3 separate regions of the Homo sapiens genome follow, and all the other regions are linked to region 3. A link is a contact called in ENCODE Hi-C or POLR2A ChIA-PET data. All regions are on one chromosome and are shown on one strand. The core of a region is the stretch at or near the end of the contact, and the rest is flanking DNA. Distances in the headings are between cores, read along the strand shown.

Evidence for each region. A loop is a pair of places that touch in the nucleus more often than their neighbours do. ChIA-PET counts read pairs that join two places held with the same protein, here RNA polymerase II (POLR2A). Pooled maps may share reads with other maps.
Region 1: a loop to region 3 is called in a map with no recorded cell type, with 9 times the contacts of the local background. The contact joins two enhancer-like sites. A Hi-C loop is called at or near these places in 1 of 37 single-sample maps with no recorded cell type and 2 of 50 pooled maps.
Region 2: a loop to region 3 is called in a map of endothelial cell of hepatic sinusoid, with 3 times the contacts of the local background. The contact joins two enhancer-like sites. A Hi-C loop is called at or near these places in 5 of 168 maps with a recorded cell type or tissue (B cell, CD14-positive monocyte, Caco-2 and 2 more), 1 of 37 single-sample maps with no recorded cell type and 3 of 50 pooled maps. POLR2A ChIA-PET finds 5 or more read pairs at or near these places in 6 of 52 experiments (AG04449, BJ, HEK293 and 3 more).

Annotation. Positions count from the first base shown.
Region 1 is chr1:17,097,726-17,100,847 of GRCh38, forward strand. All of the region lies in intron 3 of PADI2 (peptidyl arginine deiminase 2), which reads right to left. Among named protein-coding and RNA genes, the nearest start is that of PADI2, 20 kb to the right of the region's middle. Within about 2 kb of position 1,411, at least 9 of the 41 ENCODE cell types and tissues checked have a DNase peak (open chromatin) inside an H3K27ac peak, as active enhancers do.
Region 2 is chr1:17,180,510-17,183,610 of GRCh38, forward strand. No RefSeq gene overlaps it. Among named protein-coding and RNA genes, the nearest start is that of LINC02783, 7.7 kb to the right of the region's middle. Within about 2 kb of position 1,367, at least 3 of the 41 ENCODE cell types and tissues checked have a DNase peak (open chromatin) inside an H3K27ac peak, as active enhancers do; they include CD14-positive monocyte, where a contact is called at or near this core.
Region 3 is chr1:17,140,109-17,143,735 of GRCh38, forward strand. No RefSeq gene overlaps it. Among named protein-coding and RNA genes, the nearest start is that of PADI2, 22 kb to the left of the region's middle. Within about 2 kb of position 1,368, at least 4 of the 41 ENCODE cell types and tissues checked have a DNase peak (open chromatin) inside an H3K27ac peak, as active enhancers do; they include CD14-positive monocyte, where a contact is called at or near this core.

The DNA of each region.
Region 1 (3,122 bases), core at 161-2,660, 42 kb before region 3:
ACCCCAGGGGAAAGAAGGGAAGGCGGTACCACCAGGGGCTAAGAGCCTGGGGTGCAGGGGCAGGAATAATACTGGTTTTGGTTCCTGGACCTTTGTGAACTTTCCAGCCGGTCACGTCCACTGAATGCTGCCTTTCAGGGAGCTGGCTTCCTGAAACTCCTCCCTCGGAAGGAGCCGCAGGTCCAGCCTCTTTAGGGAGCCACTCTGTCCTTTTCAAGGTAAAAATTTCTCCCCTGCGGGCATCCTGCTCTGCAGCTGCACAGCGTTTTCCAAGGTGTGTTCTCTCGGCCACTCCAGGGGAGGCGTGACCACCCCCACCCCCTAACGATACAGATGAGGAAACCCAGGCCCGCAGCAGGGAAGTGACCACCGAAGTTCCCAGAACGCAGAGCCAGGCTCTCAGCAGGGCCTCGGACTCCGGCTGCCTGCTCTCTGCTGTTCCCTGCAATGAACCCAGGCTGACCTCCCTGCAAGCTGTTTCCAAAAGCCCAGCCCAAAGTCAAAGACACAAGACTTGCTCCCTTGAAGGTCATTCCCAGAGGAAGTGCCCATTTCCCCACCTTGGTAGCCCTGCGGCCTTCGTCTCTAGGCCGTAAGGTGACATTACATTGGGACTCCTTGTGGCGAGTCCATTAAAGCAGTGGGGCCGTGGGCTAGGAGAGAAATTATGGTGCAGTCTATACTGCTTCATTTCATTATGAATTCTTAAATGGAAACATTTTATTCATGTAATATTTGGACATAGTACAAACAAAATCAAATAAAATAGTAACACACTGTTTCTAAAGAAAGACAGCAGTTCCTTGTCCAGCCCTTCTTCTCAGCTGCCTAAGGCAACCTCTCTCATGCTTATTGCGATTTCCTGATTTACTGAATTCAGACAGGTTTCGTTACCTTCCTGTTACGAAATGTGGGCATTTCACAGTGTGGCTCCCTTATCGTCCTCCCAGCCTCTCACAGGGCTTCATAACTCCTCTCTGATGACCCATGACCTGTCCCCATAATCCACTGAAATGACCTTCTGGCCCCTTCACCCTCAGAGACCGCCCACCCTGTAGTCATGCCCATGGGACTTCGCCCCTGCAAGGCTTCCCCCAATGTCTGATTTAACTAGATTCCAGTGGGATGCTGCGGGTAGGGGCAGAGAACAGGGCTGGTGTGACCTGCCCAGAGCATTGCCTCTTGGGATGGCTCTGCCTTCCCGAGGGGGAGGAGGGAGAGGAGCTCTGCTTCAGGGCCTCCAGGCTCCAGACGACATTTCCCAGAGGCTCTGGATCCCACCTCAGTTCCCCAGAATAGCCCCAAGGCGTCAGGTGGCTCCTGGGTGTGGGGCAGATTGACGGGAAATGTCCCTAGGATTGGGTTCAAGGCAGTCTGCCCTGAGAATGAAGACACTGAAGCCTCAGCTCTGACCGAGAGGCACAAGCATTTTGGAGGGTCGCCAGAGAGTGGCAGGGTGCCTGGCCTTCTTGCCTTACTAAGCAGCTTGAGATGTTATGGGAAGGAAGGACACCCTCCCCCACAGCCAATCAGGGCAAGTATCCCAGCCTCTGGGGAGAAGGCATAGGATCAAGCCCCTTAGGTTGATGTTAAAATTTTCTGGGGCCCGCATATGTGTACTCCTTCCACTGCCAGGACCTCAAATAGGGTGGGATTCTTCCTCCCTCCCCACACCTCACCTCTTGCTCTCCCCCATCCCTCCCAAAAAATGGAAGTCTTTGCAAATCAACCCTAACCAGGGTCTTGAAGGTCCTTAGGGATTAATTAGCTCAAACCCCTTATTTTATAGTTTGTAAAAAGTGAGTCCTAGTGGGGGTGGTTACTTGTTAAGGTCACACAGCAAGTCCTTGGCGGGATTGGGACAAAGACCCAGAGCCTGATCTGGCCAAAGGAATCATGAATTTGCTCCCAAATCCCAGAAGGAAGAAGGAGAGACCATACATTTCTTTAACTTCACCCAGGCAGAGAGAAAATGCGGCCACCTCAAGAGCAAGAGAGAAAAGCAGGCGGAGCATTGACTAAGCACCCACTCTGTGCCGGGCCCTTCGCACACAACATCCCACTGAATCCTTGTAAACACCATGCAAGGCTGCTCTGTGAAGCGCATTTTATAGATGAGGAAGCCAAGGCTCAGGGGGATGATGTGACTTGTCACAAGCTGGCTGGAGGGGACAGAGAAAGATCTTAGGCTTACTTCTGTCTACCCAGAAGCCAAGGCTCTTTCTGCTCAATGTGGACTCAGGATAGGACCAGGGTGAGAGAGATTCAGATACATTTTTGTGCCCAGGGGACAGTCCCAGCCTCTCAAGATATTGGGGTTGGGGGGGGGCTTGCCTCTGAGGCGCTGCCCCTGAGTGATTGATTACTCAGGATGACGGGCTCAAGGGCTCCTGGGGCAGATGCTCGAGAAAAGAGAAAACCTAGAAGGGACAGAGAGAACAGTGGTCCCCAAGGGAAACCAGATTTTCACCAGGGTCTCTGTTGGAACAGGAAACAGAAGTTCAATGGTGTTAGTTTCTTTTTGCAATTGAATGACTGTCTCTTATTCTGTTTTTTGTTTTGTTTTGTGTTATTTTTGAGACAGAGTCTCATTCTGTCGCCGAGGCTGGAGTGCAGTGGCACTGTGTCAGCTCACTGCAACCTCTGTCTCCTGGTTTCAAGCAATTCTCCTGCCTCAGCCTCCTGAGTAGCTGGGATTACAGGCGTCCACCACCATGCCCGGCTAGTTTTTATATTTTTAGTAGAGACAGGGTTTCACCATGTTGGCCAGGCTGGTCTTGAACTCCTGACCTCAGGTGATCCGCCCACCTCGGCCTCCCAAAGTGCTGGGATTACAGGCGTGAGCCACTGTGCCCGGCCATGACTGTCTTTTATTCTGAGATTATGCCTTGCCTATTTTTTAAGAGTTAAAATGATAGTGATAGTTGATAGCAAATTTTTTTTTTTTTTTTTTTGAGACAAAGTCTCGCTCTGTCGCCCAGGCTGGAGGGCAGTGGCACCATCTTGGCTCACTGCAACCTCCACCTCTTGGGTTCAAGCAATTCTCCTGCCTCAGCCTCCTGAGTAGCTGGGACTACAGGTGCGTGCCACCACGCCCAGTTAATTTTTGTATTTTTAGTAGA
Region 2 (3,101 bases), core at 117-2,616, 40 kb after region 3:
ACAAAGGACTAATATCCAGAATCTACAATGAACTCAAACAAATTAGCAAGAAAAAAACAAACAATCTCATCAAAAATGGGCTGAGGACATGAATAGATAATTCTTAAAAGAAGATTTACAAATGGCCAACAAACATGTGAAAAAAATCTCAACATCACTAATGATCAGGGAAATGCAAATCAAAACCACAATGTGATATCACCTTACTCCTGAAAGAATGGCCATAAAAAAAAAAAAGATGTTAGTAGAGATGTGGTGAAAAGGGAACACTTTCACACTGCTGGTGGGAATGTAAACTAGTACAACCACTGTGGAAAACAGTGTGGAGATTCCTTAAAGGACTGAAAGTAGAATTACCATTTGATCCAGCAATTCCGATACTGGGTATCTACTCAGATGAATTAGTAATTTAAAAACTCCTGAAAAGAAATCTCCTGGCCCAGATTGTTTCACTAGAGAGTCCTACCAAATGTTTAAAGAATGTACACCAATTCTGCACAATCTTTCCAGAAAACAGAAGAGGAGAGGTCATTTCTCAATTTATTTTATCAAACTAGTAATACCCTGACATCAAAAGATATGAAGCTAAAATTTATTGAACTGCAAGAACTGGACAAATTTACTAATATAGTGGGAGATTTTAACATGTCTCAATAATTGATAAAGCTGACAAAAAAATTAGTAGTCAATAGGAGATCTCATGAACACAAATAAAGCTCCATCCAATCAACGTATAGGTGACCCTGCATGGGCCATGACACATTTTTCTCAAGCACATAAAACATACATGAAAACTGACTTAGGTGGGTATTGGCAAAAGCAAGTCTCAACAAAATTGAAATAAAGTGTATCATCCAGACCACATCCTCTAACTCTAAAGCAATTAACTTAGAACTCAGCAAGGATAATAAGAAAACCCTATTCATCTGGAAATTTTAAAAACCAGTCATTTAAATAACTCATTGATCAAAGGAGACATTGCAATGGCAATTCCGAACTGAGCAGTAGAAAGGTCACATATGAAAACTCATGGACTCAACTAAAATTGTGCTTAGAAAGAAATGTATAGTCTTGAATGTTTACAGTAGGGACGAAGAATGGCAGAAAGTGAATGAACTAAGCGCCAAACTGGAGAATTTAGAAAAATAATGAAATTAACCCCCCAAAAGGAAAGATAAATGTAAAAGTGGGAATTGGTGAAAAAAATAGGACTAAAACAAAAATCCAAAAGTTGGTTCTTGGAAAAGATTAATTAAATGGATGAACTTTTGGCAAGGTTCAATGGGAAAAAGAGAAGTCTTAAATAAAGGAACTTAACAAGACAGGCACACAAGAGCGTAACCTTGTGTTACACTCAGGAAACGGAGAGAAGCCACCACAGGAAACGGAAGAAGCCACCTCTGTTTCTGGAGGAGACTGGTACCATCTCAGACCTACTAGCCCTTGGGGGACCCCAAGAGAGGGGACACCCATCTCCTGCAATATTTTGGGGAGCCAAGCTTGTACCTGCAAACACACAGAGCCCAGGCCTCCAGAAAAGTGTCTGCATCCTCCCTGAAGGAGCCCCAGGCCAGCAGCCCCTTCCTGTCACATTCCCCTCCTCCCCAGAGGTAGAAGGGCTGTCAATCTATCACAGCGCTGCAGCTGCACCGGCGTTTCCCAAAGTGGCTGCACCATTTACATTCCAACCAGCAGTGTATGAGGCTTCCAGCTTCTTCAACTCCTTGTCAACACTTGTTGTGGTCTGCCTTTTTGATTATAGTCATTCTAGTGAGTGTGAGGTAGTATCTCATTGCAGTTTTGATTTTCATTTCCCTACTGACTAATGGTATGGAGTATCTTTCATGGGCTTATTGGCCATTTGTATATCTTCTTTGGAGAACTATCTACCCAAATTCTTTGTCCACTTTGTAATCTTTTCATTGTTGAGTGATAAGCATTCTTTACATATTCTGGACACTAGAGCCTTATTGCATTCACAATTTGCAAATATCTTCTCCCCACTGGGGATGGTCTTTTCGCTTTCTTGATATTGTCCTTTGAAGCATCAAAATTTTAAATTTTATTTATTTATTTATTTATTTTTGAGACGGGGTCTCGCTCTGTTGCCCAGGCTGGAGTGCAGTGGCACGATTTCGGCTCACTGCAAGCTCCGCCTCCCAGGATCATGCCATTCCCCTGCCTCAGCCTCCTGAGTAGCTGGGACTACAGGCACCTGCCACCACTCCCGGCTAATTATTTGTATTTTTAGTAGAGACAGGGTTTCACAGTGTTAGCCGGGATGGTCTCGATCTCCTGACCTCATGATCCTCCTGCCTCAGCCCCACAAAGTGCTGGGATTACAGGCGTGAGCCACCGTGCCTGGCCCAAAGTTTTAAATTTCGATGAAGTCCAATTTATGCGTTTTTCCTTTAGTTGCTAAAATTAAATTTATGAGACTGACATGCTGCCTACTGCACTGAGGAAGCAACTTAAATTTAAATTAAAAGAATGTATATGCCAAGAAATGTGGAAATTTAGATAAAAATGACAAGTTTCTTGGAAAATCTAACTTATCCACACAACCCGTGTGGTGTTCTGATAAATATTTAACAATTGGCTTTCCAAACCAACCAACCTAATGCCGCACACATAAAAGCCCCTTTCGTGTAGTGCTAACCAGTTTCCATGGTGTAAATACTCCCACCATGGCCAGTGTGACATCCCTGAGTGTGGTGTTGGGAAGAGATGTGCATTATCTGCTCTCCAGAGCCAGCCTCCAGTGCGTCACTGAGCTGTAACACAAGAAATGGAGAACCCAAATCATTCTATAACCATAAAACAAGCGGAATCAGTGGCCCAGCCCTCAGTCCTGCACCCATAATCTTCAAGGCTTGCCATGACTTTCTGCAAGAGGGACCACCAGGCCACCCTCCACTCTGGTAGAGTTGCTGATGTGGCAACCAGTGAAGAATGCCATCAGCAAAGTCCCACTGGAGAGGCCCAGCCCAGTAGGTCATACCCAGTCCCGGTCCAGCTCTCTTCCCCTCCTCTGCCCCTCCTGCTGAGCAAAGGTTCTGCCTGAACCTTTGGATCTAACCAGGCACATGTAGACCCACGTA
Region 3 (3,627 bases), core at 118-2,617:
AGTGGTGCAGGACATCAGCTGGTGAAGAAGCTGAGTGCTCACAGGCTAGCTCAGCCCTCTCTTGCTTTTCTTATAAAGCCACCAGTTCCTCTCCCATGATCACTTAATGGATCAATTGATGGGTTACCTATTAACCCATTAATTCACTAATCCATGACTGGATTAACCCATTCATAAGGGCAGAGCCCTCATGACCCAATCACCTCTTAAGGGCCCCACCTCTCAGTACAGCCACATTGGGGATTAAATTTCAACATGAGTTTTGGAAGAGACAAATATTCAAACCATAGCAACAGGCCTGGCTTGTGGGTGGAGATGGGGGTTAGGGGTGGTTCTGAGTCAGGTTTGAACGGGAAAAGCTGGGAGGAAACAGTCAAGTGCATTTGCAGGGAAGCCCACACAAAGTTTCAGATAAAAGTTTGAGCATTTGAGTTGGTATTTGTTGGCATGCAACTAAGTGGGACTACAGGTCCAGTTCCATGACTGCTATGAAGCCAGGGTAAAACAAGAATTGGGTTGGCCAACTTTTTCTATAAACAGCCAGAGAGTAAATATTTTAGATATTATGGAGCGAGACATGTATTAAAATCTTTTGGCACAGATGCAGTGTCATTGCCTAATAAGCACAATGTCTTGCTATCTAACTGGATAACAAAATAATGCACACTTCGCTGGGCCTTAAAAATGTGACACTCCACCATTGATGGATAAATAGATAAACAAAATGTGGTATATGCATACATAGAATATTATTCAGCCTTAAAAAGGAAGGAATGGCTGGAAGCAGTGGCCAACACTTCAGGAGGCTGAGGCGGGTGGATCACATGAGGCCAGGAGTTTGACACCAGCCTGGCCAACATGGTGAAACCCCATCTCTACTAAAAAAAAAGACAGAAAATTAGCTGGGTGTGGTGTCACACACCTGTAACCCCAGCTACTTCGGAGGCTGAGGCACGAGAATCGTATGAACCTGGCAGGCGGAGGTTGCAGTGAGCCGAGATTGTGTCATTGCACTCCAGCCTGGGGGGCAGAGCGAGACTCTATCTCAAAAAAAAAAAAAAAAGAAAGGAAGGAAGGGAATTCTGACACATGGTATGATGTAGATGAACCTTGAGGACATCATGCTCAATGAAATAAGCCAGTCACCAAAGGATAGATATCATAGAATTCTACTTCTATGAGGTACTTAGACTAGTCAAAATCATAGAGACAGAAAGTAGGGTGAAATAAAATTTACTGGAGGCCATTGTTTTGGACTAAGCTCCTGTACTAGACCCCAGAGTGGAGTCACTCATGTTAGGTGCCACGTAATCAAACTGACCCTTAAAACAGTCAGCTTTAAAAAAAACAAACAGATTTACAGCAACCAGCAGAGAAGGTCCCAGTCAACCTGAGCTGATGTGATAAGGAAGTCCCCTCTGCTTTCATCCTACAAGAAAAGTAACTTTGAAATGCCCAGTCTACTCTTTGTTCCTTGTTTCTGTTCCCCTTCTGCCACTTTGTGCCCCCAAAGACAACCCCCTCTTCTCATTGGGATGTCTTTTTCTATTTCATCAATGGGATGCTGCCTAATTAATGAATCAATAATAAAAGCCAATGAGTCAACTCAATTCATTGAAATGTTATTTTTTGACAGTGGAATGGTAGTTGCCTGGGGCTGGAGGAGAGGGGAGAATGGGGAGTTCTTGTTTAATGGGTAAAGGGTTTCAGTTTTTCAAAATGAAAAGAGTTCTGGAGACGGATGGCATTGATGGTTGCACAATGACGTGAATGTACCGAACGCTGCTGAGCTATCTAGTTAAAAATAGAGAAGATGGTAAATTTTATGTTGCGTGTATTTTGCCACATGATTATCATGTATTTTTAAAAAGTACAACATTGGAAGTCCACTCTTCTTGTTTTGACATGACGTGTATGCACTGGTTATAAAAAAAGAAAATACTGCCCCACAGCGATGTGCATGCTGTCGACTTGGAGCTGTGGCATGTGGTTCGTAGTGTGCTGAGCAGCCACACAAAGAGATGAGAGCAGTGACTCTCGGTGCCTACTACTGAGCTCTGCCATTGTAGCAGGAAAGCAGCCCAGATAAATGTAACACACGGGCCTGGCTGTGTCCCCATAAAACTTTATTTGTGGACACTAAAACTGAATTTCATTTAATTTTCATGAGAATGTCACAAGATTTTCTTCTTTCAGTTTTTTTTCTCCAACCATTAAAAAAAAATGTAAAAACCATTCTTAGTTCATTCACGGTAGTTGCCGACCCCTGGTCTAAAACATCACATTTCTTGATCATTTGGCCAATTTTTTTTTTCTGAGAATTGACTGTAATTCTATTTAGTAGGAAGGCTCTTTGGAAGGGGTGATATTTGAAGGGAGACTCAAAGGAGGAGGAGAAGAAAGCAGCTTGAAAAGCCAAGAAACCAATATTCCAGGCAGAGGGAAGAGTAAGACAAAAGTGTTTATGCCAGAATGAATCTACCAAACTCAAACTCAGGGACATTCTATAAAATAACTTGCCTGGATTCCAAAAATGACAAAGTCATGAAACAGACAACTGAGGAACTGTTCCACATTAAAAGAAACTACAGAGACATAATGATTGGAGGCAATATATGATATTGGATTTACTTTTGCTAAAACGGGCACCATGTTGACAATTGGTGAGATCCCAAGGAGATCTGTGGATTAGATAGTAGTATTGTATCAGTGTTAATTCCTGACTTTGATTCTTGTACTTTGGTTATCTAAGATAATTCCATACTTTTAGGAAATATACACTCAAGTATTTATGGTAAAGAATATCATGCCTGCAATTTGCCACTAAGTGGTTCAGAAAAATATATACATATGTAGTATAAAAGTATAAAACTATTATATATGCACATGTGTGTATATATACACACATATACGTATGTATGCATACATATGTACATATATCCATATGTATGTGTATGTATGTACATATATCCATATGTGTATATATACACACACAGATACATACATGTGTGAGTGTATATATATATATTTTGGGAAGAGAGAGAGAAACAGAGAGAGAGGGAGAGGGAGAATCCTAGTGTAGTAAGATGATATTTGGGGAATCTAGGTGATGTGGATGATGGGTAGGGTATCTGGGAATTCTTTGTATTATTGTTGCAGTTTTTCTGTAAGTCTGAAATTATGTCAATAGAAAAGATTAAAACAAAGTATAGGATTGATCATTCTATTTTATATGTCTCTTGATCAATATTGAGAAAAAGCCTTCTAAAAAAAGATGGTACTACTTATCTTCTCACCAATGGCAAATGAGAGTGTTTGTTTCTCTATATCTATGCCAATACTGAGTATAATTAATCTTTTGAATCTTTGCTATCGTGTTAGATTAAAAGTAGATCTCATTTGTCTTAGTGGGCATTTCTTTGGTTATAATTGGAGCTGAGCACAATTTTCAATGTGTACTGGCCATCCATATTTTTTCTTTCATGTAAATAGGGAAGCGAAGGGGGCTAGGACCAGACCCTAGGCCCCTTCTACACTTAGAGGAGGAGCCGAGACAGTGTGGTGTCATGGAAGCCAAGGAAAGAAGATGCTTCAAGAAGGAGGGAGGACAACTGTGTCCAAAGCTGC